4 separate regions of the Mus musculus genome follow, and all the other regions are linked to region 1. A link is a loop called in an ENCODE intact Hi-C map of the cell type or tissue named here. Cell type or tissue: gastrocnemius. All regions are shown on one strand.

Region 1 (8,000 bases):
CACATAAAAAGTTTATTGACAATCCTTTGGGAGTGCGATTGAGTAAGAAAGAGTCATTGCTAATACCATTACAGGAACAGAAGGCAGGAGTCTCAGCCAGTTTCCCCTGTGACCTTTGTGGTTCCTCGAGCAGAGGTTACACAGGGAAGGGTCCTGCTCCACCTCTGTGCTCCTGTAGACCTTCGAGCTGTCCTGCCTGCCTGCTAGAGCCACCATCTTGGCTGGTTTGGTATCTCTTTCCAAGCCTGTCTGGCACTGACCTTGAATTAGCACCTTCAGTTTAGATGGCTCTGCAGTCGCCATTACTGTGCAGGGTCCAGGTTCAGCAAGGGCAGCTGAACAGGGAAAAAAAGAAAAAGAAAAACACTTTGTTATTTTTCCTCTCATGCTTTGTGCTCTATTTTAAAAGTAAAGACAGCAGTGACCATTTGACCCACCAGAGTTCAGCTTTCTCACTTCTAGTCCCCAAGAAAGTGGTCACTGAGAAGTAGGGAGACCCCCTTCCAGGCAAAACTTGCTCACTGGCCTAGAACTGGAAGATCTTTTCCTTCCAGTGGTTTCTGTTGGACAGAAAAGACTGAGATAGAACCTTGCCTCCAGATGTGTCCCTGATGTTTGATATCAGCCTCACCTCTTCCCCATGGCTTAAAGAAAGACAAGTCCCAGGAGACAAGAAAGGCCAAGGAACTAGACTCCCTTTTCTGTGAATTCAAAGAGATGGTAAGTTTTCTCTTGGACAGCACAGCACCGTGTGAATCCTGTGCTGGTATGTCTGTTGGGAACTTCTGAGAGCACAGGGGCCGATCGATCGGACTGCTCCACAGTGTAACATCAGCATTTGCTCTTGCCCAAATAAGCATCCAGTGCCTGTAGACACTGACTGCTCATAACTCCCCGAAACAGAGCCTCGAGCTTTGGGGAAGGATACATTTTACGCTCCAAGGGTTTTTTTGACAACTGAAGTGGGTGTTTTTCCCCCCACTTTCATACACAAAGTTAAAAACCTAGATCAAACATTCTCTATGAGCATAATTTCAAAGTAAATTGTTCAGCTTTCGCTTCTTCCTAAACAAAGTGCCCTGATCTGAAAGTTCCCAGTTTGTCTAGAAGCCACGGTGTGTGTGACAGCTGTTTCTCTGGGCGGTGTTCTGCTCTCGCAGTCTTCAGCTATTCTGACTCCAAAGCTATTCTTGCCTTTTGAGTCACACACAAAAATGATCTACACACACACACACACACACACACACACACACACACACGTGTTCTTATTTCCCCTTTGTTTAAATTTTTCCTTCTTTCTCTAATATCTATACTAAAGACATATATGTCTATAATGTGATTATATAATATAATATTACATATTATGTCTATAATAATAAACATTATTATAGACACATCTAACATATGTCTATTATAACCACTTCAGAAACTTGATTTTTATGCTGTGTTAATTTTTGTGTGGTAGTTTTCACGTTGCCCCTTCCAGAGTCTTTCCTAAGATGGTATTTATTGCTATCAGTTAAAAGTTGGGCAAAACAAGTAGCATATGGAGAGTGGTAGGGACATTTATATATGCTTACATGTTACTTTTTCAACTTTGCAAAATATCTGACAAGTATGCTCCTTAAGGGGAATGTAGCATTACCCCCCCCCAACACACACACACACACGTCCATTTTCTGGACAAGGGAGTGATCCCACTGTGCCTGTAAGGGCTTCAGAAAGTTCTCATGGCCTCTCAGCATTGGCTGGACTGACTTCCAGGTACCCAGTCTCCTGGATGTAGCTCCACACTGACTTCACCCGCTCGGGACATATGATTTGTAGAGACCAGTCTCTTCGTGTGTTTCCACAGTGGTGGTTCAGTTCCACCGTGAGGCTTGCTATCTTGTTAGAAAGGTTATGTCTAAGGGCATAAGACCTTGCAGGGCAGGTCTGGCAGAACAGGGTGCTACCCCCAGCCTCTACAGCAGGAAGCCATTTTGTGAGCACACAAAGGTATACCAAGGTCTATAGAGAAGTTCCTATCTTTCCACTCATTTATCTTTGTACCTGCATGCCCTTCACGATGTAGTGATCTTTCTGAGAAGATTCCCCTTTTCCTGGATACCTTTACAGGCATCCGGAGATCAGTGTGTGGCCGGCTGAGGTCTGCAGGTCTCAATCACTAATAGCCTTAGGTTTGAAAGGAGGACACTTGGGTGGTCCTTGAAACTCATATGCAATACTAATCAACTCCTGAATAAAGCCAGGAGTTTGCCATGTGCTTCTGCAGGCCCTCCAAGTTCAATGCTTTGTGAACAAGTTGGTCAGTAGGTACTAGAACACTCGGCAGGTGCAGACACTGGTCATTAGACAAGAGATCCAAACAGCACCTTACAAGTAGTAAATACCAACGCTAGGACCTGAGATCACACTCAGTGAAGAGAGCCTTTTGCGCTTGCCCTTGGGCCACATGGTTCAAGGCAAGGAAGGTCCTTGAACGTTAGCCAGCTCTAGGCCATGTAGAAGAGAGGAGAGCCTCCCTTTGAGTCCGCTCTACTCTCAGGCCTCACACGCAATTCCCTGAAAGACCTTGATCTCGCAAGACCGCACCAAGGAAACGCTCGATAAGTAGCAAGGCTTTCACTAGACTCGAGTGTGTTTTAGTTGAAAATCTGAAGACTCTGAAAACCTTCAAGATGGAGAAGAAAAGAAGAGAAAAGAAAAGAGAGGAGAAGAGAAGAGAAGAGAGAGAAGAGAGAAGAGAGAAGAGAGAAGAGAGAAGAGAGAAGAGAGGAGAAGAGAAGAGAAGAGAAGAGAAGAGAAGAGAAGAGAAGAGAAGAGAAGAGAAGAGAAGAGAAGAGAAGAGAAGAGAAGAGAAGAGAAGAGCAAGGCAAAGAAAAGAAAAGAAAAGAAAGGAAAGGAAAGGAAAGGAAAGGAAAAGAAAAGAAAAGAAAAGAAAAGAAAAGAAAAGAAAAGAAAAGAAAAGAAAAGAAAAGAAAAGAAAAGAAAAGAAAAGAAAAGAAAAGAAGTTTCTTCAGCATTAGGAACAGTGCATCCTGGCGCATGTGTGGGAATGAACCCCCTGACACTCAGGGATCAAAGGAGCCTTCCTGGTTGGGGTAGTTGTACCACTAGCCACCAGAGGGCAGCAGCGGGTCAGAACAACTGGTGAGAATAGCAGTAAGTTAATTTCTCAGGAAAGGGTTGAGAAATGAAGAGACACCCCAGGGGACTGCTTGGGATTCTTCTCCCAGGCAGATCCATTCTTCAGGGACAGTCTATCTGTCCCCAGACGCTGGGAGCACTGGCTGCTGAAGGCTTGCAGATGCATAGCTGCTGAGAATTGCCTGCCTAGGGAACTGTTCTCGGCCCAAGGTTATATGCCTTCTCCGGGGAGACAAATAATGATTGGCCACTGAAGGAATTGGGGAACTCTGCCTCAGTTTGTGATAACTCCTCAAGGACACGCAAGATCCAAAGTTTCAAGACTGGCTGAGGCTCGAAGTCTTCTAACCAACTCTGTCTTCCTGAAATCATAGGCATGTCTCCAAAAGCCATCTCTTGATGAACATGTCTGGCATTATTAGCCTCCAGGGTCCCCCGGTACAGCAACAACTACTCGACGTGGAGAATCGCAGCCGTTGAACCGAAACCTAGAAATAAAAGACACAGAGTAGGCCGAGGGGGGCTTGGGGGTAGGGTGTAAAATATGTACAATTTATTCACTGACACTTCAGAAGACATTTCCTTTTCTTTCTTCCTTCCTTCCTTCCTTCCTTCCTTCCTTCCTTCCTTCCTTTCTTCCTTCCTTCTTTCCTTTCTTTCTTCCTTCCTTCCTTCTTTTGGCGGGTGCAGGTTAAATGGCACTTGGGCTTGTAAGTCTTTTCTCCAGTGTACCTTCCTTCCCACATGTCCTCACATCATTGGGCTGACAGCGCCTCTCCCCTTCAAAGCCCCACCTAAGCAGCGCTTGCTCTATGTTGGCTGCAGTTGCTGCTGGGGTGGGGTGGTACCCAATTACTAAGCTGGGATCCCATCACACTTACTATGTAGACATAGCCAAAGGAGACCAACAACAACAACAATAAATAAATAAAATAAAATAATGAAATTCTCTGGCTCACTCCCCAATTTCCCTGAAATTGCATCCTGGACCATGTTGGCTTTTGCCTATTTTTTTTTTAAGTCCTCAGTAGGATCTCTTCAAAATAATACAGAGCCTGTGCCTTTCCTTGGCTTAAGTAAGAACCCCTCTATCAAACCTCCCATTGTTAAGGAAAGGGACTCCTACAATCACGAGCTGCAAATCCGGCATTTTGTAGCATGCTCAGAGGCCAGGCCTCCACGGGGAGATGACTGAACGGCCTATGGATTAATGTACTATTATTACATTACTCTTTAAGCTTCAAAGGTCTGCCAGGAGAGCTCAGCTCACTATCTATTCCATGACATTTTAAGAACAAATAATACATTAATATATTTAATTTGAGAATAAACACATACATTACAGGCAGGGGATTTTGTCTATGCTGATAAAGGCACCAGATGACCTTTCCGGAGCAATCCTGGCACGCAGGGCTGGAAGGGGACGTGTTCCAAAAACCAGTTTCTATCCGCTGTAACGTGCAAGCTCTGATGCTTGCTTGACCTGTGAAAAGCTGCAGCTTCCATGTTCTTCGGGGATGGGAGCTGTGGCTATAATTACTCCTCAGACTCTCATCTGCAGAAACACTAAATCTTACTGCCTCAAATTAGCTAATCAATTAAGTGTCAAACCACAAAATGTTGGAGATTTGGGGTTGTGTTTATTCTCTTGGCAGGCACTTCCTCCCTCCGCCTCTTGGACTCCTCTCTCTTCTCCTTGCAGGGGAGCTGGCTTTTAAAAAATGACTGGTCACCCATTGTTTATTTCTGGCTTGTAAGCAAAACACAGTTGAAGTTACATAAGCCCGAAGCCCAGGACTGACTAAATCTACCCTGCAATTGATAGGTTGGCTACTGTTCAAGCCGGGCTGTGTGTTCTCTGGGACCTTTCTTGGGACTAGCTTAAAGGAGAGCGAGGTTGATATGCCAGCCAGCATCTTTTTCAGTGTCTGCCTAGGCTGGCCATTTCGGAGCCAGCATAATTGACTGGGAGTCTTGTTTGTTGCCACGTTACTCTCTCGAGAAGAGAGGAAAGCACAGGCAGTGGGGGGTTTCTAGAATCCTCTGCTCAGAATCGCTATGTTCTCTGTGCTCCTTGACTCTCTCGTAGATGTGTACAGCTCACTACAACATGGGCTTCAGAGATCCAGGCACAAGGCACTCAGGGGCTATGCCCACTCGCATCACTCACACCGTCTGGACCTGGTGTCTGTCCATCCCATAGGCTCTTCTGATGTGACCCCACCAAACACTTCACAGCTTCAGCTTCTTCTTGCCTTCTGCCCAGTTTAGCTACAAAACGGCGCCATCCCTTGAATCTCAAATAGACACAAACAGATGACTAAGCTAATTCTACCTGGGAATGAAGAGTTTAAGAAATGGTCTCAGTACTTAAGGAGCATAGAGTCTCATTGATAGGACAGAGATTTATGTACCTAGCAGTTAAAAGCCACAGGAAAATGCACATATATTTACTAACTGATCTGTGTGCTGTGGGTATATACAAGTCTGAGATGGGGTTATCACCACACTGTCTCTTGGAGACAACACATCATTTAGCTTGATGGGCCAAGAGGCTATTATACCAGCTCCAACAGCAGTCAGTGGACCTGTACTTATCCCTAGCGATGAGTTCTTCCTAAACCTTGGCATCAAGGTGTCCTTCCTCCATGGCACAATGGAAAAAATAATTCGTCATAGTTTGTAATGATTATTTGGAGAAATTAAAAGTTGACAGCACCGTGCTTGTCTGGAAAGATCTTTATTTCATATTTTTATTTGTAATTCTCCTTCTCCACGAAATCTAAATATCTAAAGCCTCTTAATCCAGTCCTGTCACTCCTCTGTGACAGCTACCGAGATTTACTAAAGAGAGGCCATGTTTGCCAAATGTCCATTGCAAACCTGCTTGGTCCAGAAGCACTTCAGGTCTGCACAGTGCCTCAGACAGGAAGGATGTCATACGGTGCCTTGCTCTGGTCAGGGTGGTGTCGGTAGGCTCTTGACTGTCACTGTGGGGCCAGAGAGATTGTGGTGAGCACATCTAAGAGGGATTTCAGACATGCCAGAGGTGATTCCTTAACTTTGGAATTGAGGCACCTAAGGCTGAGAAAAACAGAGGGAACTGACTCAAGAATAATTATTTGTCTGCCCCCAGTTGGGAATGGGCCTCTTGTCTTGGGATTCATGGCTCTTGCTTCTCTGCCCACTAGAGCCGACAGCAGACCTCTGGGTCCGCTTTGTCTCATGAACTTTGAACTTCCATTGTCAAACCTGTGACAAAAGACTGGTGGCTCCAGAGATGAAAAAGCAAATTGTCCTCTTAGACCAGATTCAAGCTCCACTCATGGAGTCACTGGGTCGCCCTGACCTATGGCAGTTGACTCCTGAGGACTAACTGGCATTAGGCAATGAAAAATGGCTGGATTAGGAGTCAGGGAGCTGTATACAAATTTGTTGTTAAGTGCAAGTAACTTGTTCTCTACATGGCTTGAACCATGGGCACAAAAGTGACTTTAGTAAGTTGTGAGACCTGCAGGTTGGTCTTCTACCCATCAGTGAGTGTGGAATAGTATTCAGAAGTATAAATCCTTTTCCCCCACTTCCCTTAGTCAACGTGGGTCTTAATTAAGACCCAAAGTGAGGGGGACAATATTATCATCCCATCAGGGCCTCCTGGTCATCTTATTTGTATCTGTTCTAGTTTAGCCTTGGGTAAGTGTTATTAGACTCAAGCATAAGAGAAGAGGAAAAGGAAAATCTCTTTGACTTTCAGAGGCAACTCACTTGCATCCATGCAGTTTTGTAACTCTTAACCTGCCCTCCTTGCTGGAAGCATCAACAGCAGCAAGAGTCCCCTGAGCCGGGTGTGTCCTCAGGTCTAGAGACTTAATAAGCCAGTCAGCTCCAGGCTTATATGCTGGGTCAGTTTTAACACGTCTGCTGGTCTTCAATTCAGCCTTCATCCCTTTGATTCCCCCTACACACACACACACACACACACACACACACACACACACACACACACACTTCAGTGTCTTTCCATGTAATTTTTTCCCTGAACACAAATAAAAGGCAGCAGAGGAATTCCCGGACGTCAGCGTGCGTCTCTCTCCCTACAAGCCTTGGAGTAAGTGGGTGAGTCGCTCTGCCTTCCTCCTTGTCCGTCCTGTCTGGCAGATACTCTGCTAGGCCGGGCTTTTGTTTCCTGGGGTTATGATTTATGCGAGTGGACCCAGAGCAGGGAAGAGCCGAGTATCAATTTCGCTGGGTTACCGTGTTAAATGACCGATGCATGGATGGTTATTGCTGCCTCGGGAGCAAATGAAAGCCCTTTGCTTCCCTGACACCGCTACCCCCTCCCCCCCCCAACCCCGCCCCCCCCCCCAACTGACGATCAGTTAAAAATGTAAATAAAAAGACCGCACTTTGGAGAGAGTCAGCTCCGGAGGAGGGGGGGAAAATTGCAAAAGCGAAGTTTATTGATCCCCTGGTCAAGATTGATGGTACAATAAGAGCAGGAGGCGAAGAGTGATTTTGCTTTTGAAAACGTTGATGAATAAGCACGGAGGGGCAACAAATAGCTGGGCTCAGCCAGTGATGGACGGTGGCGGAGGAGCAAGATGCATTTTTATAAATGGGTGAAAGGAGAGGAGGACTTATTAAAAAAATGAATGACCACATGTGGCAGGGATATGCCAGTAGGGAGAAGAAAGCCATTGATTTATGTGTACTACTGGCATTTGAAAATTCAATAATAACATTGACAAATGAGAGGCAAACCTGGCCACAGGACAACGCCGAGCCAAGGAATGGAGAAAGAAAATGCCAAGGTCAGAAAGAAGGAACAGAAAAACAAGCATATGTTGAAA
Region 2 (8,000 bases), 97 kb after region 1:
TTCGTCTATTTATATCGCAATTGCGGCCAGATTGGTCCATTAGAGTACAATCACCACCAAAACTGGCCCTCTGCATTGTTAGGGTAAAAGCCCTGATTTATAAAATAATAATGGGAATTGCAATCCTGACAGTAAGTAACACAGGAAAATACTGTGCCCGATTCTGAGATTATGCGCAAGGAATAGATTCAGGCTAATAGAATTAAGTCCAGGAGGCCTGGGGCAAGGTCGGGACACTCAGAAATTACTTGCTTTGTCTTTGAGCCACTGGACAATTTACCAGCCCAAGATTCACCAAGGTACAAAAGATGATGATAAAAGACATACTGATTTGGGGTACCGATCCCTAAGACAATTATGGAAGCTTGGAAAATACTGGCTGATACCCACATGCATTAGCCAGTGGTCTGAGCCCATCATGGTAAGAGTTATTTATGTATCAGTCTAGGGCAGCAACTTTCAACCCCTTTGGCAAGCCTGTCTTTCTAAATATTTACATTATAACTCATGATGGTAGCAAAGTCATAGTTACAAAGTAGCAAAGACAATCATTTTACGGTTAGGGGTCACCACAACCTGAGGAACTGTGTTCGAGGGCTGCAGGACTAAAAAGGTTGAGAACCACTGATTTAGGGTCAATATACTCCAAACTGAACCCTTAAATATCTCCCTGCATCTTTGGGATGCTCCGTGACAGTGAAATGGGCAAATAGTTCGAATGTAAATATCTGTTGTGTTTAGAAACATTCTAGTATAACTTGGATATCCCCAGAACCCACATGAAGGCAAGAAAGAACCTCCTCCCAGTGGATGCCCTGCCTCTCCCTCCTCAGGGCTGGGGTCAATGGTGTGTACCTCCACTCCCAGCTTAGACATCTTCTTACCTCACCTTAATCTTTTCCCTGCTCACTGCAGGAGCCTTACGTAAATGTACACACTCAGGTACATTGAGAGGAGAGAGGAGAGACCGCCTAGTGATTGTACACACTTCTGGTATAGAGCAAGAGAGTGGCCCAAAGACCCCCAGGTGACCCCAAATCTGTGGGCATTCTCTGGGATGCATGGATATAAAGGCTGCCTGGGTTCCTGACCCACCTTGAAAGCAGCTCCCTTCCTCTGTGGTCCTGAGGGAGGTCATACCTAAGGTTCATTGCCGGGTTTACTCTGAAAGGCCCCTGCAGCTAGCCTTACCAGACACTCAGAAAAGCCCTTCACGAAGCCAGACAGGACCCTGCCCTTCCACCCTCCGCCACGAAAGGAAGAACTTTTTATACAGTGAGTCTTTGGAATTCCCTTTGCTGCTGCTGGCTTTAGTGGTAGCAATGAGGGGTCAGAATGTCCTGGCCAGGGGAAGAGAGGGACTGGTTGATAGAGTAGCCTTGTGGAGGACTGAGGACTCTGCAGGAGACTTCCTACTGGAAGAAACTTGTGACTAGACTTCACGCCCCATGGTAGAATGATTGGGCTGAGAGAGTGAGCAAGCTCAAGCTGGCCAAGTCAAAGCCAGTCTAAAATCCCTACTATGGCCGGGCAGTGGTGGCGCACGCCTTTAGTCCCAGCACTTGGCAGGCAAAGGCAAGCGGATTTCTGAGTTCGAGGCCAGCCTGGTCTATAGAGTGAGTTCCGGGACAGCCAGGGCTACACAGAAAAACACTTGTTTCAAAAAAAAGAAAAAAAAAATTCCCTACTGTGCCACTCACCAGCTCTGTGAGGTGAAGCAAGCCAGGAATCTCTTGTCCAGGATGGTGATGAGTGGAGAGCCTCCACCACACATCTCTGTGGCTGTCAGCTCCTTCAGGAGTTCTGGAGGCTCGGGTAGCTGACCTTGGCCATGAGGTTCATGGCTCTGGGAAGAGGGTAAGACAAGTGGACTTAGTCCTCTGGGGAGGGGGGGTGTCAGTGGAAGAACTGAGGAGTTCCGAAGTTCCAGAGTACCTCCATCCTACAGATTAGTTCCTAACCACCTTCCTGATGCTGCAGCCCTTAATATAGTTCCTCGTGGTGTAGGGACCCCCAGACCATAGAATTTTTCCCTTGGTACTTCATAAGTGTAATTTTACTACTGTTGTGAGTCGTTATGTTAATATCTAGTATGCAACCCCTGGGAAAGGGTCATTTGACACTCCCTGCCACCAAGAGTTCAAGGCGCACAGGTTAAGAACTGCTGTCATAGACCATTTCAGGATGATCAAAGAGTGGCCCAAAGCTATTAGGTTCTATATATGATCATTGTCATTTCAGCAGATTTATTTTGCTTACTTTTAGACCATTTGACTTTGTGGCTGCCATTTAATGTCATGTGGCTAGTAGCCACTGTCTTGTATAGTATGGCTCCTTAATATGTTAATCCTCAGGAATGCTCTAGAAGGTTGGAGTGACCTTTTTCTCTATCACACACTGTAAATCAAGTCTATCCTGTGAGACACTGGCATCAGACATCCTAGGAGTTTTCTATATTGGACTGGAAGTGGGCTCTTGCCTAGAACATGCAAGGGCCTGAGTTCAATCCACAGCACCATAAAACTAAAATAATCAGCAAAGGCATCCAAGTTTCCTGCATGAAAGAGAACTGAGAACATTTTTTTCAAGGACAGCCAGAGCATCCACATACGGACAGGTGTTCTGATGGATAGTGCCTGCTCCGGAACATTTCAACTCTAGTTTCTGTTTTGAGCATCTTGGTACACTCTTGAGACAAATTCTGCATGTCTCTTATTTAGTCAGGCTAATGGGCCACATTACCCTTGTACTCCTTGTTCCATGCCCACATTTCTTCCTTATAATCGCATCAAAGCCATCACCTTCTCTTAGGAGACACCTTCCCCAGGGTTCTAGGAAAGGCTGGAAACAACCTTCCCGCTTCTGTTTTACTTCACTCTGTCACAGGGTGGTTTCCTGGGCTACTGATGGAAAGGAGGGTTTTCACAGAGGGACCAAAGGATGCCACACACTTCCCCTCTTATAGTAGAAAATTAGAATTGTTAGTTTGGAACCCAGTCACATGGAACAGGAAATATGTCATCAAGACTGGAAGGGTCAGGAAAAGGTTTTAATGAAAAGTAGTATTATTTCTAAAGTAACTTAGTCTTTCATTTATTCCAGAGAAAAGTCCTTGGGGTGTTTAGGAGAAAATGTAGTAAATGATAATGAGGGCCCAGGCCCCCACAAAGGGGCTGTAGATAGTCACCTTAAGGAAACTTCTTCGAGATCCTCCAGCCCTTGACAGTGGTCCAGGCCAGATCTTATTCTTCTTCCAAGTTTAGGCAGGTAGAGACAGCCACCATGATGGCTGAGGGACTTGTGCCTTAAGAAATGTCCAGATAGGTGATCACTTTGATGTGGTCAGCCTGCCCCTCATCTCTTCAGATGTGCAAGCCCTCTGTGGTCTCTGAGCATGTGTGAGCCGAAAGGTCCCCAAACCTCAGGGACAGCTAGGTAGCGTGTTGGTCAGCCTCCTAACCTTGGCTTCAGACCCTGAACCCAAGCTTATGTGGCTACTTTCTGCCAAGAACAGTCAAAGAAAGGAGGAACACACCTCAATGCAAGGATTCCCTGCAAATTAAAGGCACAGAACTCCGGGTTCTGGACTTCCTATATATGACCTCTCTCTGAACATGAAGAAATGAGGCACCTAGTGTTCCACAAAACCAAGATCTAAAATGGTCAATAACTGCAACAGCCTCCCTTGTTATATGGTGCGCTACCCCTTGGCACCGTCTTCTAGTAGGCTGGGGGTCTCATTTTGAATGTCTGGTACAGTCCCTTCTCATTTCGCGGAGCTGCCTTATTATATAAATGCATGGTCCCCATAGTATCTCATTTAACCCTCACTTCCACTTTGTCACCTCCACTGAACAGAAAGGTTAAGTGGCTTAACCAAGTCTTTCAGCAGTAAATAGATTGGGGACTCTGAGCTACTCACCTGGGCAGTGTGAGGTGAAGAATGGGCTGCAGCTCCCCCTGCTGGCCGTCGTGTAGAGCTACAGCTGCCTCATTCACGGATTGTTCCTACCACTCTTCTGTTTCTGCTCCCTGGTCCCTCCCTGGACCTCAGCTTCCTAAGTCCTGCCCCGTATAAAAATGATGGCCTGAAATCCAAACTTTGTTTCCCTCCACCTTATTGCTTATTTTCATCCATTTCATAAACAAGTCTCACCTTTTATCTTGGAGTTGGCTTCAGTCTAGGAACTCTCTGCCTTGGGAGTCCATGTTTTGTTCAGTGGATGACCACATATCCACGCGAATGCGGGCATCACTAGTGGACTCCATCCAGTTATTATTCACAAAGGAATATATATATGTATATATACACATATACACAGACATACACACACATATATATATGTATATATAATATTCTATATATTATGTACATTATATATTATATAATATTATATATTATATATATTAAATATAATTGCTTTCTAGTCCTCTCCCACTCATGAACAGGTTCTGAGAAATATAGGAGACTAGTCAGGGCTGTGAGCTACTTAGACATTGTAGCTGTATTGTCCCTCATGCACAGAATCACTGCCAATCAAGCACAATTCAGTTAAGAAACAAAATCACTTGTCACATAAAAACAGAGAGACAGGGAAGAAGTGTGTTCCATTTAGGTTTTCACTGCTGTGATGAAACACCATGACCAAAAGCAACTTGGGGAGGAAAGGGTTTATGTCGTCTTATATTTCCATTATGAAGGGAAGTCAAGGCAAAAACTCAAGCAGGAGCCTGGAGTTAGGGCTCTACTGGAGCAGAGCGCATGGAGGAGTGATGCTCACATCGCTTGCTCAGTCTGCTCCTATACAACCCAGGACACTGGCGGTGTCCCCAGTGGGCCCTCCCACACCAATTATCACTAAAGAAAATGCGTTATAGATTTTACAGACTAACCTATGGGCATTTTAATGGAAGCATTCTCAACAGAGGGAGAGTCCTCTTCCCAGATGGCTGTGGCTTGTATTAAGTTGATAGAACAACAACAACAACAACAAAAAAAAAAAAAAAAAAAAAAAAACAGGACTGGGAAATAACTCAGTGGATAAAGCATTTGCCAGACAAATGTAAGGACCAGAGTTCAGATCCCTAGAACCCAGACATAGCCAAATGTGGTACAGTGCACCTGTGACTCCGGCATACCTCAGTGAAATGAGAAGGTCCCCCAGAAAGTCACAGCAACGAGCCTGGCGTGTGTGATGAAAAGACACAAGATACCCTGCTTCAAACAGGGTGGGGGAAAAAGGAGCAACATCCAAGGTTGTCCTCTGACCCCATGCTGCCGTAGTGTCTGCACACCTGCACATACACATGTGAACACACACGTGCACACACAGACGTACATATGCCCTGAATACTCTGAGCAACTCGTGCTTAATATCCATCCTGCATGTAATACGGCCGTAAATTATACCTCACTAGACCTAGGTAATGCCTACCATGGAGCAGCGTGGTTGCTTAGTCAGCAAAGGTATTTGTCGGGCTAACGCTACGGCTTGCATACTTATGTCCCTTTGTTTATTAGAATGTAGCTACGCTCTTAAAGGAGAGTGTATGTATTGAAAGCGTACCGCTTATGTTTTGATGCTCATTAGGAAATGAGTGGCGCATTCAAGTGAATTAACAAACCTTGCTTGCAGTGAAAATGTGCACCTACCCCCTGAGCACCAGGAAAACAGAGGCCTGAGGATCAGAGTAAAGGCTGTCCTTGCTGCCAGACCAAGTTTGAGGCCAACCTGGACAACTTGAGGCCCTGACTCAAAGGCTAGACCAGTGGCTCTCAACCCACCATAAAATCATTTTTGTTACTTTTTCATATCTGTGATTTTGCTACTGTTATGATCTATCAGTGTAAATATATATGTTTTCCAGTGGTCTTAGGTGATCTCTTTGAAAGGGTAGTAGTTCGACCCCAAAAGGGGTTGCTACCCCAGGTTAAGTAAGATCTGTTGGGCTAGAACCCAGAACCTCAACTGAGAGAATGCTTCCGTCAGATTGGCCTGTAGACAAGTCTGTGGGGGCATTTCGTGATCTCTAATTGATATGGAAGAGCCCACCCCATTGTGAGCGGGCCATCCCTGTGCAGGAGCTCCTGGGTGCAATAAGAAAGCAAGCTGAGGGCATCAAGATCAGCCATCCAGCCAGCAACTCTCCTCCACGGCCTCTGCTTCAGTTCCTGCCTCCGGATTCCTGCCCTGCTTCAGCTCTTGCCCTGACTTCCCTCAATGACAGACTGTGACCAATCAGGGTCTGTAAGCCAAAGGAACCCTTTCCTCTCCAACTGTCTTTTTGTCATAGTGTTTTATCCCAGAAATAGAAAACAAACCAAGACACTGTGTGTGTGTGTGTGTGTGTGTGTGTGTGTGTGTGTGTGTGTGTGTTAAACAGCCTTCTCCTGTTCGATACCAGTACACTACACAACCTAGTTAGCTAGAATCACACGCTGAACGTGAAGTTCTTGAGACTTATAACTGAGATTTGTATCCTTCAGTCAGCACCATCTAATCCCGCGCCCCTCTTCTACTCTCTGGCAGATGCCATCCTGATTTGTGCATCCTAATTAGCTTGGCTGTTTTAGCTTGCACAAGGAAGCGTGACCAGGAAGTGTTTCACTTTGTGTCTTGAGTTTCTTTCTTCATTAGTTTTCTTATCATATTCTCTTCCAGGTTCATCTCTGATGCTGTCAACCATAGGCTTTCCTCCTCTTAAAATACTACTCCATTGTGTGTCCTTAGTAATAATACACATTTCCCCTTCATTGACAAAAGGTGTTTAGGTCATCCCTTCAGTGGTTATTGTGACCAGCACTGCAGCGAGCATGGCAGCCTAGCTCTCTGCCTCAGTGTCCTTGTCACCTGCATGGCATAGGTCCTCACTAGTGGGACATACAGTAGCTGTAGATGTGAGTTTCTGAGGAGCCTCCATATCACATGCTTTCCCCATTGTCATACATGGGAAGTTTTCTACCATCCATGTGTAGGTTTTACATTTCCCAAATAAATAATGAAAATATTATGTTGGGGGAACATGAATAGTATGAAACTATTTACCCCTAAAAAATTATTAAAGCCTAATTAAACTAATAAGTAAATAAATAATAAAGAGAGAGAGAGAAGAAAAAAGAAAAGAACCCCACTTACATTTTAAAAATGAATAAACTACTAAGGATTAGCTTACTGTCTCAATTTGCTTTCAATTTCTGCGGTAAATACTGACCAAAACCAACTTGGGGAGGAAAGGGTTTATTTGGCTAACAGACTTGCTACAGGCCAATCTGATACAGACATTTTCTCAGTTTTGAGTCCCTCTTCCCAGATGATCCCATTTTGTGTCAAATTGACAAAAAAAAAAAAAAAAAAAAAAAAAAAGTCTAACCAGCACAGCTTGTGAAAGAAGTAAAAGACTTATAGATTGAGACATTAAAACATTAATGAAGAAAATTTTTAAAAAGAAAAGGAAAGACACTCCAACCACGTGGGTTATGCAAGTTTATATTATTAATGTACACATTACCCACGGTGATCTGCAGACTTCTGTAAAACCTATCAGAATACTAATGACTTTACAAAACAGGAATATTTTTAAAATATGTACAGTTCCTACAGAATCATGAAGGAGCCCAAATAGCCAATCTTAAGAAAGATGATCAAAGCTAGAAACATCACATTACCATTCTACCAAAAAAAAAAAAAAAAGTACAGAAAGGGAAAAAAAAACAGCTATTTTAAACCATTGGTACATTAAGAGATAACTCAGAAGTAAATCCACACATCAACAAAGTTGGTGGGGGCGGGCAGTCTCTTCAACAAATAATGCTGGGGGGGATTTGATAGAAGTAAAGGAATAAAAGGGAAAATCCTGACCCATACTGAATATTAAAGTAAACTCAAATTTGAATTCAAATGGAAACCTGATTGAATTTCATTGAATTTGGTTGAAACTCTTGTAATGCATAATTACAGAATGTTACTGGTCCAGCATAATAGTCATAGCCTGAGGATTGA
Region 3 (8,000 bases), 260 kb after region 1:
ATACCTACACACGTATGTATAGACCAAGAGACATAAACATATAGACATTCAGTGGATGGGGCTGAGCCCAGATGTCACAATTATTCCTTCCTTCCCTCTGGCTTTTTTTAAAATAACTTCTTAGACAAAAGTACTCTAGAAAATTACCCCATAGATAAAATGTTACACAAAGAGGAAGTTACAAAAGAAGTTGATACTAACTTCAAAGCAGTGTTTCATTCTTTAAGCTCAAAGCAACAGTTTTCACACGACTTTGCTTTATCATAGTGCACACTTGGGTCTTCATCCTTGGGTCCGAGTGAATGTTTTTCCTTGATCACATTTGTCCAAGCCTATTTCTCTTTTTAGTGTAATTGTGAAAATGTATTATACTCCTTATTATTCAGCCTTTATTTACTATTTTCTATGAGGAGTGGGCATATTCTATTCTTGGTTCTAAATTTATTATACCTTTCTCCAAAATAACAAAAATTATCTCTCAAAAGTTTCTTCCTAGAATTATTTGAATCAAATCAGGAATTCTTTAAAATCATTAATTCAAGTTGAGCAGTGGTGACACACACCTTTAATCCCAGAATTTGGGAGGCAGAGGCAGGTGGATTTCTGAGTTCAAGGCCAGCCTGGTCTACAGAGTGAGTTCCAGGACAGTTGGGGCTACACAGAGAAACCCTGTCTCGAAAAGAAAAAATATATATATCATTAATTCATCTAAACAGCATTAATTCATGAAAGTTCATCGTTTATGTTGATTTGCCTGAAATCTGCCCAATAGGGTGGGCTGATGCTCAGGAATCATTAGGCTATGTAATAGTGATAGGAAAAGGCATATCAGCTGCAAGAAGCCATCCTAAGATGAAGTCTCTTGGGACCTTGCCTCTCAGAGCTCACCCATCAGAGGCCATGCAAAAATAGGGGCTACCTCAAGGAAAGTCACTGGCTAGCCTTAATCTCTCCTGGATGGTTCCTGACAGTCAATATTTGCTAAAGCCAAATTTAATAAGCCCTCTACTGAAAACATAATAACTGTCATACTTTGGGAAGTTGTCCTGTGGTATGGTTGTGTGCACATATGTAGGTCTTTGAAAAGAGCAGACTATATGGGACTGGTGATGCTTTTCTTTCTGTGGTGACTATCTGAAGACAGAGACACCGGCTAAAATAGTCCCTTTGCATGCCATCCAATGTAGCCATAGATAGTCAATCCACTCTATACTTCCCGGTGGGTGTAATACACTTCTCACTATTGCCCCAATGTTCTGGATTCCCAAGAGAAAGACACACATACATAGCCTTATATTTTAAATACCTTAAACCACTCAATGGTTGGGCCACTCCCTAACTCCCCGTGGCTAACACACACACCCCTCCGATATTCCTGAGTTAGTATTTACTAAACCTCTAGTTTATCTTTGCTGCCCTGGACCCTGCGGGCAGCCCTCCTGGGGCTACTTTCTCCCTGCACCTACATGTCAGCTGGCTCACCCTGCTGCACCTTTCCAGCACGGTCTGCCTCCTATGCCCTCACTATGGCAGAATCCTCTCTTCCTGCTCCTGGAAAAATCCTAAAAGTCCCGCTTCTGTTTCCCTGCACAGCCATTGGCTGCTGATAACTTTATTAACGGGCCGACTTCCTTTAGTCCTATGTACGCGAACAGGTTTTTGAGTAGCATAATTAGCATAAGAGCACAAGCTGCTATATTACCCCCTCCCTTTTTTGTCCATTAAAAAGGGGCTTTTCGGGGCTGGTGAGATGGCTCAGCTGGTAAGAGCACTGACTGCTCTTCCGAAGGTCCTGAGTTCAAATCCCAGCAACCACATGGTGGCTCACAACCATCTGTACAGATACAGTGTACTCATATCCATAAAATAAATAAATAAATCTTTTTAAAATGGGGGGCTTTTCTTACACTGAACATATTTATAACACTGATGTAAACTATGAAGTATTAATAGTGTTAGACTGGAGGAGAGAGGACAGAAGAGGAGGAGGAAGGGAAGATGAGAAACTGCAAGTAGCAAAGGGTCTCAGAACTGGCAAATAAGTGAGTAAAGCGCTAGATCTGCCCAATCTAGGCACACAGCTTATAAATATAACAACTGGATTGTGTGTGTGCTGTTTTTTGGGGGGGGGGGGTTAAGATTTATTTAATTATATGAGAACACTGTTGCTGTCATTAGACACACCAGAAGAGGGCACCGGATATCATTAGAGATGGTTGTGAGCCACCATGTGGTTGCTAGGAATTGAACTCAGGATCTCTGGGAGAGCAGTCAATGTTCTTAACTGCTGAGCCACCTTTAAAAAAAAGGGGGGGGGGGCTTATTGGGGTTGGAAATTATTGCAACAATTCAATTTTAAGTTTTACATCCTAATTGCCTTTTTAAAAGGAAAGGGGGAAAGTTGAGGACCCCGAACTGTACAGGAACTCCACAGGGAGATCAACAGAGTCGACTAACCTGAACCACCAACCAAAGAGCATACACAGGCTGGACCTAGGCCCTGCCACGCTTATGTAGCAGATGTGCAGCTTGGTCTTCATGTGGGCCCTGAACAGCTGAAGTGAGGCGATCCCCAAAGCTGTTGCCTATCTGTGGGATACATTCTCCTAACTGGGCTGCGTTGCCTGGCCTCAGTGGGAAAAGATGTGTGGAGCCCTGCAGAGACTTGATGTACCAGGGTGGGGAGATACCTGGGGTCGGGGCCTCCACCTTCTCAGGGAGAAGAAGATCAATAACTTTTCTGTTTTATTACAATGGCATCTTAAGAGCTGGAGAGATGGTTCAGCGGTTGAGAGCACTGACTGCTCTTTCAGAGGTCCTGAGTTCAATTCCCAGCAACCACATGGTGGCTCACAACCATCTGTAGTGGGGATCCAATGCCTTCTTCTGGTGTGTCTAAAGATAGTGACAGTGTACTCATATACACGAAATAAATAAATAAACCAAAAAAAATCATTTTAAAAAATCTTAATCTTAATACCACTAACCTCCTAGAATAGGCTACTTTGATCAGAAATCTGATGCCAAGCCACAACCAAACTACCCATATAAAAGGGGAATGTACCATAGTTTTGGAAAAGTCCACTCATGGACGAATACTAGCCTACTTCTTCCTGTTTATGCTCCAAATCCCCAGACAGTCATCTGAGAGGAGTTAAGATAAAATCCTACTGGAATTTCTCCATTTCCATTTTATCTGTATTTCATCCATGAAAAAGAAATGAGATTCTTTGCGCATTTATATATCAATGGGTAATATAATTAACACACATATAAAAATTACTATTGGCCAGGAAAACTTATAATGCTTTTTCCATTATTATTATCTGCTTGCATGCTCTTTTGGACTAACATTTTCATCTAGACCATTAAGACATGCAATCTTATCATCCTTCCAAAGAAACATGGACCCTGCCAAGGACTCAAGCTAGTGGACTGAAGTCACACATCGAAGGGACTGAGGAGTACGGAGAGTGTTCACCACCTAGCTGCCTAACACTCCGTAAAATACACTGCGAACTTCTTCGCAAAGAGCCACCGGTGCGGTTCTACTTTAGAAAGCGGAAGCAACCAAAGAGGACTCAGGGTTGGGAAGCAGTGCAGAGATAATGGCTTACTCGCTTGATGATGACGCTACTGTGACGTCAGAGGTGATGCTCCTCTTTCTCAAACCGTCGCTGCGACCGTAAGCCTTTAAAATTCGTACTGAGCATAGTAAGAGAAGGAGAGACTGGCAGAAACAAAAAAAAAATTCAACGAGCTCAATAAAGATATAATTATCTAAAAGGGAGTAGGAAGGGCATACCATTCATCTGGTTTCAAAACCATGGAATGTTCTATCAGAAACTTTCGCTGATCCAAAGGCAGCGGGGTCATATTGTCATCGGCTGAAGCCTTCCTAAAGGAAGGAAAGGAGGAAGGAAGGAAGGGACAGAAGGACAGACAGGCAGACGGAGGATGGATCTAAACTGAGGTGGAAACACAAAAAGGAAGCACATTCAACTCTATCAACAACTGTCACAACTGTCACACACACACAGGAGTGCAGGTTCCTTTAACCCTACAAGGCTAAGCATTTCCGTCCAGAAAGATGTTTCTTTGGGTCATTAATGGTCTGATTCACACTCCAGTCTCCTCGCTAATCACAGGGACTTGGGAAGCTGAGACTGTCTCGTGGTACTGTGCTGCCATCGTCTGGCATGTTGAAATGACCACGAGCTGGCGCCTGGCTGTTCCTTTTATTGTTGTTGCTATTCTGTTGCTGTTGTTTAACCATTATGCTCTTGTAGAGCATTGAATTATGAATTGCTATATCAGGAAATAGTATTCACGTTCTTTTCGTTGCTAATTATCTTTCTAAACTTTCATTTTTAAGAGGCCTGGTATTTCTTTTTTAATTTTTATTATTACACAAATAGTTCCGTTGTGGGATTTTTTCAAACAAAATTTGTTTTTGTTGTTCCTCTGACCCTGGCCTCGCCTTCTCCGCCCCTACCTCATGCCTACCACACTAGCCTTCTGTCTGTCCGCTCTCATGTCACGGTGTCGCCAACCCCTTTCTTGACACTCTGACTCCCCTGTCCTCATACCTAGTTCTGTAGCCTATTCCCACATTGAAAATTAGGGTCCACATATGAAAGAGGATGTGAGTCTGTCATCCCACACTCGAAATAATAGTTTCTAATAATTCAATGGTACTATATAGAAAGAAATATTTTCCCAAATTCATTCATTGTTCTCCAAATTTCGTGATTGTTTTCCTTCACAGCTGAGTAAAATTCCAGATAGAAGCCACGTTTTCAATTCTGTCTTCCTATTGGTGAGCATCCAAGCAGATTCCATTTCCCTGTCATTGTGAATAGAGCAGCAATAAATATAAATACACAACTGTCTCTGGGGTTCCAGGAGTGGTATAGATAGATCATATAGTTCTATGAATTTATTTTTTGAAGATGCTTCGTGCTGGTTTCCATCATGGCTGGACTTGGTTTATAGTCCGCCCAACTGTGATTAAAAGCCCCTCTTCCCTCACACCCTCTCCAGCATTTCTTGTCATTTGTTTGCTCAACAATAGTTGTTCTGACTGGGATGCATTGAACCTCAAAATGGTTTAAACTTGCGTTTCCGTGATGACTAAGGATGTTTAACATTTCTTAATATAGATAGGAATTTATTTTAAGAAAATAATCACATCACAATGCCATTATAGTTTCACATCCATCCTCATTATAAGATTGATTTTTTAAAGATTTCTGTTGTATAAGATTATATTTAATTGATTATATAGACTATGCACTGTTATTCAAGCATAATAACCCCCTCTTAGAACGGACTAGCTTTATAAGGTTAAATTAAAATAGCATTTACTTGTACTCATTATTTTTCAAAACATAATATTTGCATATCAATGTTTCTGATCTGCATATTTTCAAGGTATGAATATGCCACAAGTTTATACTACTTTGTAGCAATAAGGGTTCTTTTTAGTATCCCTTAAAACACTTGTTCTGTTCTTATAAATTATTCAGCATATATTTTTCATTTTTATTATCATCTGAAAAATGGCCATAACATCAGAACTAGGTTTTTTTTTTAAAAAAATCATTACTATTATCATAATCAGTAATTTAGGATTCAAATACCACCTAATTTTCCCAATTTAGTATCTAATAATAGTAAGTGATAAGCTGAAGTGTTTTGCGATTTCTACAACTTTTAATTCTCTTTATTATAATTTTTATTGAACGTATTCTTTAACAGTTTTATTCACATATATAGTTCATTCCAGTTACCCTATCTCGAACTCTCTCCTCTCTCCCTCCCTCCCTCCACTCTGTCCCGGCCATTTGTGTTTCTTCTTTGAAGAACACTGTTTGCCCTTTCATCCCAGCACTCGGGAAGCAGAAAGAGGAGATTTCTGTGAGTTCAAGGGCAGCCTGGTTTATATAAGAAAATTCCAGGCTAGGGTACAAAGTGAGACCTTGGGGGTACGGGGGTGGGAATTCAGAGACAGAGTCAGAGAGAGATCATATTCGGCAATATAATCTTTTCACAATATTAATTCTGTCAATGCAAGAAAATGGAAGGTCTTTCCATCATCTGATAGCTTCTTTAATTTTAAGCATGTGGGCCCTTGTGGGGGGGAGGGGGAGTGGGGGTTGAAGCTTCCTTGGAGAGGTCTTTCACGAGGTTTATTTCCAGATAGTGTTTTATTTTGTCGTTTGTGGTTTGTTCGGTTGTTGTTGTTTTTTTTTTTTTTTAACTACTGAGAATGGGATTTACTTTTCATTCATTTGTCTATAAGTCTGTCACTGGCATATATGAAAGCTACTAATTTGTATTTACGTTGATTTTTGTATCTTACAGTGTGACTGTGTGTTAAACCTAAGCATTCTGGTAAGGCCTGTAGTTCCCTTGCTTTTAGAGCTGCTGAGAAAAGATCCAACATGGTTCTGACATCCCCTATGTCCGTTGATATATGAGTAATGTATGATGTATGTGAGTTGATATATTATAATCCTTTAGGTCTTCTTTAAATAAAGGAATAAAGGCACAAGGGCAGTAGGAAGCCTTGTGCCCCATGTCTATTCCTAATGTTTGTTTTGCTCAGAGACATAGCCACTGGTTTGTGCCCTGTGTGTCAGGCATGGCATTGAGAGATGTTGGTTGGAGAGATATGATTCATAGATTTTTTTAAAGATTTATTTATTTATTATATGTAAGTACATTGTAGCTGTCTTCAGACACTCCAGAAGAGGGAGTCAGATCTCCTTACGGATGGTTGTGAGCCACCATGTGGTTGCTGGGATTTGAACTCTGGACCTTCGGAAGAGCAGTCGGGTGCTCTTACCCACTGAGCCATCTCACCAGCCCCATAGATTTTTTTTTTTTTTGAGACAGGGTTTCTCTGTGTAACCCTGGCTGTCCTGGAACTCACTCTGTAGACCAGGCTGGCCTCGAACTCAGAAATTCACCTGTCTCTGCCTCACAAGTGCTGGGATTAAAGGCATGCGCCGTCGCCACCTGGCTGATTCATAGATTTTAAAACAAAGGGTATCAGTATTTAAATTATGAAATGAAATAGGCACAAGGAAAGAGAAGTCCAGAATCAGAGGGAATGTGGGCTGGAGGTATGAGAGGCAGCAATGGAGATATTTAGAAATGAAAATGTATGTCCGGGCAGTGGTGGCACATGCCTTTGATCCCAGTACTTGGGAGGCAGAGGCAGGCAGATTTCTGAGTTCAAGGCCAGCCTGGTCTACAGAGTGAGTTCCAGGACAGCCAGGGCTACACAGAGAAACCCTGTCTCGAAAAACGAAGAAGGAGGAGGAAGAGGAGGAGGAGAAGGAGGAGACATAATTTTGTGAGTTAGGAGTTAAAACGCAGTGGGTAACAATTCATATATAAAGTTACAAGTAGGGGGTGGGGTGGGGACATCTTCATGGATACAGGGGAAGGGAGGAGGTATGGGATGTGGAGCAGTCAGGGGTGGACTGGTCAGAGAGTGGACTGGGAAGGGAATAATGAAGGAAGATGAAATATTGTAACTTGTGAATTGTTTAGGAGCCCACTGCCCCAGCCTGAGACTGAGAACAAAGCAAAACAGCCCCCAGGCATGCCAGGGCAGGGCTGTTGTTAAGGCATTCCTAAGAACATCTTGACTGTAAAGATAAAAAGATATGCAAGGACCAGCAGGGCTATATTATCTAAGTCAACACCATCTGGCCGGAACCTCCCCTCTGTCTATTGCCCCTTGACACCAGGTAAAGTCATACATCAACTGGTTGCTATGTGAACAAAGATAAGCCCCCAGCCCACAGGAACAAAGTCCTGATGCCCTTTCTGTTAATGTTTGAATAAGCCAATAGTGTGTCGCTATGCTGAATTCCACACCCCTAAGCCCCTTACCCCATAAAAACCCCTAGCTTTCAAGCCTCGTGGCCGACATCCGTTATCTCCTGTGTGGGATGCATGTGGGTCCGGAGCTCCGTAATTAAACG
Region 4 (8,000 bases), 61 kb after region 1:
ATTCACATTCTGAATTGTTTAAGACTTTCCTGGCTGTGTCTCCTCTGCCCCCCTCTCCCCTTTCCCCTTTAATTCTTTTTTACACCGGGTAAAGAAGCACGAGGGAAATGTAGTTAAAATTCAAACGGCTTCCCCTTTATCATTACCATGAATCAACACAATAAATGAGCCCCTTCAGAGCTCGGTAATAAGAATTTGATAAATCATCAGCCAAAAATTAACTAGATGTCAAAACAATCTTTGGGAAGTGTGATGGATTAGGGGTGATAGCAGCAATTAATCTCCCAGCTTGAGTTCACCAGACAGACACAATGTAGGGAGATGGATTGGGGGGTGGGGGGTGGGAGGGATGGGGGTCCTTGCAAGGTCAGGACACTGCTGCAAAGAGGGGATAGGGAGGAGAGAGAGAGAGAGAGAGAGAGAGAGAGAGAGAGAGAGAGAGAATGAATGAGGAGGAGGAGGGAGAGGAGGAGGAGGAGAGAAGAGAGAAATCTTGATCCAAGAAGTCCTCTGAGTCTGCAACTGCAGGCACCCAGCAGCCTAGCCAGAGGTCAGTGGATGCCTTTGAAAAGCCCTGTCTCCAGCTGCTCTCTGATGAGCCAAACTCCTTCCCTCTCCTGCTAATAAATGCCACAAGTCTGTTCATAGAGCTTCCCGTGGGCAGAGACACCTTGAAGGGCTGCATTTAGTAAAGCCAGGCAGGGTGGCACCTTGTAAACTCCAGCCTGGAGGAAGGAGGTCAGAAAAGGGAGGAGTGGCTTGTGGGCGGGACTGAGCTATAACTGGCTCAGAAATGCAAGGCCTAGAGACCTCAGGGCCCAACTGGGGAGCAGGGATGGCCACGTGCACAGAGGAGGAGGGGCCCCTTCAAGCACCAATCTCATAAATCTCTCTTTTGGATGTGACTGCCTTTTTTGGTTCTATTTATTTGGCCGATTTAAAAAAACAAAAAACAAAAAACAAAAAAAACAGGGTTTGTATTATTGGAAGAAATAAAAATTGGCAGAGAACTTAGAAAGGGCCCTTGTGTTTCCCTCCCAGCCTGGGAACCTCGAGTTGGTCTCAACTTGAAATGTAGGGGGAATGGTGGCTGGGAAGGGACAAGTTTGGGATCAGGAAGTAGGAGAAAGACACTCAAAGCATTCCTCAGCCAGGCAGAGCATGTGAACCTTTCCTATTAAGGAAAGTGACCGAGTCCTGTGTAATGGCTACAGTATTGTCAGGCATTGGGGCCTGAGAGCTGTTGCACACACCACCCCTCCTCAACTCCTACCCCTACCCCCCCCCCCCACACACACACACATACACAGAGTTCTTGCTGAAAAAAAAAAAAAAAATCCCTGTAGGGTTTATGTGATGGGATATTTGTTGCCACCCCTGCTAACAATGGTTGGTACTTATTGGCTTTATAATAATCACAAAGCAATACTAATGCTCGGTAACTACCTAAAGCTTTCTGTTTATAAAGCTCTGTTGAAGCCCAAGGTCTAACTCGGGGTACTTGACATGCTACACTGATTCCCAGTTCACAACACAGAACTAGGGCTGATCCTAGCTAATACAGCAATGTGGTGGTGTATTTCAGTCCCTCCATTTGCAGAGAAGGTAAACTGGCAGAAGGGTTCAGTGGTCGGAGAAAGCAAGCTTCCCCTGGCATTATGGGTTAGGTCTAATCCCTATGAACACCGGGTTCCAGCTGGGCTGCTAGCACTGTTTTCTGAGGTTGTGGGGCCTAGGGATGGAGGTAGGTCCAGCACTGGTTCCAATCTGCTTCCTGCTCAGCTAAAGTATGGGGAGATGTTCTTTAAGCTCCTGCTGCCTTGGACCGTGTGGTTCTCTGAGACCACGCCCCCTTTGCCAAGATAGCCCCTCTCGTGCATTGTGAGCCCTCAAGTTGATGCGGTCCAGCATGTAAAAGTAGCACAGCCAGTGTTCAGAAAACACACACACACATACACAAACACACCTAACACCCAGGCACACACACATACCTGCGCATAACACATACAAACATACACACACATAACACACACACATCTAACATAAACATACGCCTAACATACACACACAAACATACACACACACCTAATACACAGACACACACATACACGCATGTAACATATACAAACATACACCTAACACACACATCTAACATACACACACCGAACACGCACATATACACCCAAAACACACACCTAATACACTAACACACACACATACATTCATGTAACACACACACACATACACACACATACATACAACTAACACACACACACATACCTAACGCATACATACATCTAACACACATATACACACACATCTAACACACAACTAACACATAGGTACACACAACACATGCACAAGCACACATACACTAATACACTCAGGGACACCAAAAGAACCTTCTGAGTCCTCAGATCATTCACTTATCGTCCTCTCAACTTGCTTCAGACACACAGGCAGCTTCCTAGTCCTCACACCCAAGGCGCAAGCTCTACCCACAGTCCTTGCACAAGCTCCTCCCATGGCGCAAGCTCCACCCACAGTCCTTGCACAAGCTCCTCCCACGGTGCAAGCTCCACCCACAGTCCTTCTACAAGCTCCTCCCATGGCACAAGCTCCACCCACAGTCCTTCTACAAGCTCCTCCCATGGCACAAGCTCCACCCACAGTCCTTGCTCAAGCTTCTCCCCGAAGCTTTTTATACCGCATAGAGAATCCAAGCTAACTCCTTTCCATCTTTGCTAACAACACGTCACCTTCTGGGTGAGATCTTCACCCTTAGCACCTGCTTCCCACCTCTCCTTTCTTTGCTCCCTTTTTATGTAGCGCGTTCAGTCCCACTCGACAGATATTTGCATGTCTTCATATCTGTCCCTCCCTGAGGATGTCGGCTCCCTCAGAAAACTGCATTCTCTCCTCTTCCATTTTGTTCCCTACTGCGTGCTGAAAGCCTAGGATCACATCTGGAATAACAGGTGCCCCGTGCATCTTTGTGAGAGAAAGCAAGCTTTCTGCTATGTACCCACCTCCTGGGGTTGTCTGATCCTTGGGCCTCAGTATTTGGCTGAGAAGCAGGTTTAAAAGCATGAGCAGCATAGCCTAGCCAACCTTCAGACTGAAGGCTGTTTGGATCACTGGAGGGAAGCTGAGCTGAGATGGTGGGAGGAGGGGGGGAGCTTGTGCGCAAAGGAGGCAGGAACCCAGCTACTGTAACACTCAATCAGAGGATGTAGGGATCGCGAAGCTTTGAGCTCCATCATTAAATTACACACTGTGGAAATGGAGCAAAAATCACATAAAATAAGCCCAGGAGCGGACCTGGAAATGGCTGAACCGAATCTCAGCACTGGGTCTCAGAGTTCTTCTGCCCTGAGAAACTTAACAGAACTGTCGAGGAATAGGCAGTTCTAAAACTGTCTAAAATCATGACTGAACTGCCTTCCCTTCCCTTCCTCCCAACCCTCCTTCCTTCCCTCCCTTCTTCTCTTCCACACTCCTCCTCCCCTTTTTACCTTTCTTTCTCTCTTTAATTCTCTTTTTGTGATGAGGTTTCATTATGTAGCCCAGGCTGGCTTCAAACTCACAGCAACTCTTCTGCCTTAGCCATCTGGGGTTACAGGCTCCCATGACCGCACCCCAGACACCAGAGTTTACCACAGGCACTTTCTTTTCCTCGTCCTATCCACGGAATGCATTTTGGGACTAGACTGAGGCATAGAAGGCTGTGCAGCTCAGTAGACCATAAAAACAAATTCTTAGAGACTGACTCTTTCTTTCCCTCCCTTCCTCCTTCTCTCCCTCCCTCTCTCTATCTTCCTCCCTCCCTCCTTCCCTCCCTCTTTCTCTCCTTACCTCTCTCTCTCCCCCTTCCTTCTTTCCTCCCTCCCTCCCTCCTTCTCTCTCTCCCTCTCTTCTTTCCTCCTTCCCACCCTCTTTCCCTCCCACCTCTCTGTTTCTATCTCCCTCCCTCCTCCTCTCCCTTCCTCACTTCTTCTCTCCCTCCCTCCTTTTCTCCCTCCCTCCTTGTCAATGGTTCCTACCACAGGGGATAAAATGTATTACTAAGAACAAACAAATGGCTGCATATTTAAGTATATCAAGCCTTAAGCATTTTTGGCTTCATATTTTAAGTGCTATTCACTATTTGAGAATTTTAAAAGATGAGCCATGTGATATTGCTTTATGTAAGAGTAATAAACTAACTTGAACTAGAGTTGCTAGGGTCTGACCTACTGTGCACAAATCTAAGCCTGTTCTCTTCTTTCTCCATCCTGTGCTGCGTAGCGCCCTCTGCTGTCAGAAAGAAGTATGGTAAATGTTTGAGTTAACTGCCAAGAGCCCATGTAAGCTGTTTCCTTCTCTTCCTGAACTGACTTTGGTGCAAATATTAACTGTCACCCTGTGAGGTTCTGCATTTTACTAAGTTCTCTAAGTGGCTGTCATTTCATATTCCACCAGTTTAGAGAAAGTTGTTAGTGCAGGTTGATCCCTGTTTTCTTCTATTCCTCGCTCCAAAGCTTCCTGCAGCCCAACTAACAAGAAAGGTAGACAGAAGAACAGGAAAATTCAGGGAAGATGAACCATAATTCATAAAGAGGACTTCAGGACGAACTATGGTTTTGGAAAATTCCCTATTTAATTCTGGCTGAGCTCCATAGATAAGTCCCAGGGTAATGCACACATGCAGAGATGATAGGGGGCCTTGCAAGAGTGTTCATTCTATCCTTCCATGGTGTGGGTCCAGGGGGTGGAACTCAGGCTGTCAGTCTTGACAGAAAATGCACTGATCTCTTAAGCCATATCTTGGGCCCATTAAAAAATATTTTTAAAAGTTATTTCATCTTAAGATGAAGTATAGAAGTTACAGGGACTTTGGAACTCAGAGTTCTGCTTAAAACTGTAGAGCTGGCCTCCTGGATTAATTATGTTGGCTTCAGTTTCCAGATATAAGAAGAAGCAGAAGAAGAAGGGGGAGGGGATGGGGGAGAAGGAGAAATAGGAGGAAGAAGAGGAAGGAAGAGGAAGTGGAGGAGGAGAAGAAGAGGAGGAAGAGGAGGAGGAGAAAAAAAAGAAAAGAAAAGCAATCTACCCCCACAGGATTATTCTGAAGATAACTGAGAAGACAAAACTATAATTCCTATTAAAGAATAAACGTCACTTAAATACACTTTAAAGATCTGTCTTTTGTGTGCCATTCTAATTCCAAATAAGCAAGAGAAGATGGGGGCAGGGCAGGGAGACAGCCATTGGGGCACCTGAGATTTGTGTTGTTTTACATATTGCTGCTACTAAGACTGTGAACCAGGGGAACATCCAACCGAATTACCCCAAACTGTACAGCCCCTCACTAAAATGTAACACACCCACTCAAGGGACAGGTAAGGGATTTCCGGGAAAGAGTCATGAGAATCCAGATTTAACAATGTTTTGCAAAATTATTCTTGACTCACAGGTAAACATCAGAAATAAGTGATATGATCTCAATAAGCCAAGACATCAAATGCCTGTGCTTTTATTTCCCATGGCTGAGGAGTTAGAGCATCTTCTACACCTACTATAGCAGTGTGGTTGCCAGCATCCCCCTTCTGCTAACCCATGGGGATCAAATGGTACTTCCTGTCCAGCACACAGAAAAGGGAAACCTGTTCCTGCCTCCTGAAGATACTGTTACAGAACAGGATGCATCCTCTTTGGAAGATTTTTGATCAAACATTCTAATACATATGACAAAACACCAAGAGGTTCTTTCCATGGAAGTTGAAGATCTCTAAATGTGTGCCATCTTATGTTCCCAGTTTGGGTGACCAGAGATATTTGCTGGTACCTAGAAATGGGGTTTAAGTTCAGTCATTTTATTGTCTTGAATCTTAGAGTTCTCTGAGATGTCAACATTTTCTACTAGAGTTGTCAGGCCTTGGTAATTAAGACACTTCAGTCTAGCACTGTCTGGAAAGCCTTCTGAGCTCGGCATAAAATGGGGACTCCCTTTATCAGTAGGGTTTCTCCTTCTCTGACCTTGTCTGGGGAACTCAAAACCCCCATACCCTCTACCTGTGGAATGTCATGCAGGCCTGGTGAAATTACAGGTTAAGCTTCCTTTCTCCTCAATAAGATAAGAAACTAAGAACCGAATCAGCAAGCATCTGAGATTCCTGAAATGCCTCCCCATGCTAATGAGGCATCTCACCTCATACCCTTAGCCTTCAGCCAATGACCTTTGTCCACCCTATATACTCCTACCCCCTTTCCTAAAACTATATAACCCTTGATTAACCCCAAATAAAGTGTATGTGTACAACCTCACCTTAAATAAAGGAATAAACACAAGCTAAGATCATCTTAGAGAGCTCTTTCATTGAAGACTGTCAGAAAAGGCCTTTATCTAAAAGAGCTGTAACACCAAGATCCTCAGAGAAGGCCTTCTCTCTCCCCAACCCCCCTGACACTCACTCCTAGCCAGACCAGGATCCTGCAGACCCCACCTGTTTTGAACTCAGCTTCATCCTTCCAGACTAGTGTCTACACACCCTGAGAGGGGGGAAGTAGAAGATGTGTAACCACAACTAGACCCCCAAAACACATTACAAGAATCATGGAAATAAGGTAAAAATGGGTAAATGAGGCAAGGTGGCTTGTTCGCCTCCAGTAGTGTTCACATCTCAACCCTCATTAACCAAAGAAGATGAAAACAGCAGCTAATAGTTGAGAGGGAGTTTTATACCCAGCTGTAATTCTCTGTTGACATATAGTAGAAACATAGGTTTTTGAAAGTGGAGGCTGGAAGTATAATTCAGTGGAAGAACACGTTTTGTTTAATCCCTAATGTCCCAAAAAGAAATTATTTGTGATTAAGTAGGATTACATTGATATAATAAAGACATGGAAAATAGCCATAAAATTGGTTCTTCTATTAGTAAATTAAATCTCCCATATATTAAAAAATATACTTAAGTAAGTCTGTGAGTACACAGTGCATTTCCACTTTTAAGAGGACAACACATGTCTTGTATTGAAATAAAACAAGAATATAGAATTACTTGAATTTAAATTTCTTCTGTACAAACTTTGATGTGACTGTAAACATTATTTATCCAATCTTTGTAACTATTTACTGTGTGTTATGTCTTGTAAAAAGAAGGTATGTGTTAGAGGTGTGTGTATAGAAGCATAACTGGCCACATGATTCCCATGATTATCTAGTTGGAGGCACAAAAGAACAAGATGACCACTGAGCTCTTTTAGGTTAGGGTCTGCATACTTGAAAAGCCAGTCAGTTAGCTAAGTGTGAACCAAATTCATGGAAATGAGGGGAATATTGTGGCATCAGAGGCTTGGCACAGCATAGACCCTCAGACAGATATGTGCGGCAGATAGGGAGCAAACATGTAAAAGAGGTACTGAGGGCATGAACAAAAATCAAAGGTTGGAAATCTGTTGATAGTCTTCTCTACACATTTTACATTCTCATCTTAGGGTGATGGAGACATTTGGCGTACCTGAAGAAGTACAGAAAGCTTTTATTTCCATGAAGTCCTTGTTGCATGATGAGACTTTTCCTGGGGAGATGCAACACACATGCATCTATTTACCCTCTATAGGGAACCCATGACAGGCCAAAAGTATGGACATTATCAAAATTCAGTGTGGGTAACTAATGAGTTTTAATGGGGCTTCTTACAGAAATATGGATGAAGGATTACTTACAGAAGCAGAAATGACTCAAAGACAGCTGCCTCACCAAAACCCATCCAAGCATGGGTGACAGTTCATATAGGCTGTGACCGTGGAGCATACTGCACAGTGTGTAGGCAGTTCAACAGGTTCAAGCGAATATCTTTCAAGTGACTCAGTTGGTCTAAATCTCTTCCAGGCAGCTGGTCTGGTCTCAGTCTTCTCTGCAGCTTGTCTTGTCTGAGAGTGACTCTCATCAGCTTTACCGTTTACTCTTAGGGGTAGCTAGTAAATTTGGTCAGTTTCAGGGACTTCCTGAAGATGTT

Evidence for each region. Hi-C counts contacts between places; a loop is a spot of excess contacts. Peaks named below come from ENCODE experiments on the same cell type or tissue, not always from the same donor. Only the 100,000 strongest peaks of a DNase experiment are listed, where the experiment ranks them.
Region 2: it touches region 1 in a loop (11-fold over the local background); 13 of 42 quality-filtered maps call a loop at or near these places.
Region 3: it touches region 1 in a loop (23-fold over the local background); 16 of 42 quality-filtered maps call a loop at or near these places.
Region 4: a loop joins it to region 1, with 3 times the contacts of the local background. A loop is called at or near these places in 14 of 42 quality-filtered maps.

The regions. Positions count from the first base shown.
Region 1 is chr8:26,438,415-26,446,414 of GRCm38, reverse strand. It overlaps Gm31898 (a long non-coding RNA gene), which reads left to right and starts at 7,001. Exons shown (of 6, transcript XR_378838.4): 1 at 7,001-7,266. In gastrocnemius, a CTCF peak has its summit at 3,115 (motif pointing right); DNase peaks (open chromatin) are centred at 3,135, 4,570 and 4,993; H3K4me3 peaks cover 210 bases; H3K27ac peaks cover 1,140 bases.
Region 2 is chr8:26,341,229-26,349,228 of GRCm38, reverse strand. No RefSeq gene overlaps it. Among named protein-coding and RNA genes, the nearest start is that of Gm31784, 33 kb to the right of the region's middle. In gastrocnemius, a CTCF peak has its summit at 3,957 (motif pointing left); a DNase peak (open chromatin) is centred at 3,956.
Region 3 is chr8:26,180,570-26,188,569 of GRCm38, reverse strand. No RefSeq gene overlaps it. Among named protein-coding and RNA genes, the nearest start is that of Thap1, 26 kb to the right of the region's middle. In gastrocnemius, a CTCF peak has its summit at 4,198 (motif pointing left); a DNase peak (open chromatin) is centred at 4,181; H3K4me3 peaks cover 556 bases; H3K27ac peaks cover 391 bases.
Region 4 is chr8:26,377,183-26,385,182 of GRCm38, reverse strand. Gm31843 (a long non-coding RNA gene) reads right to left here and starts at 3,437. Exons shown (of 3, transcript XR_378836.2): 1 at 3,030-3,437. In gastrocnemius, a CTCF peak has its summit at 4,296 (motif pointing left); DNase peaks (open chromatin) are centred at 758 and 4,298; H3K27ac peaks cover 1,148 bases.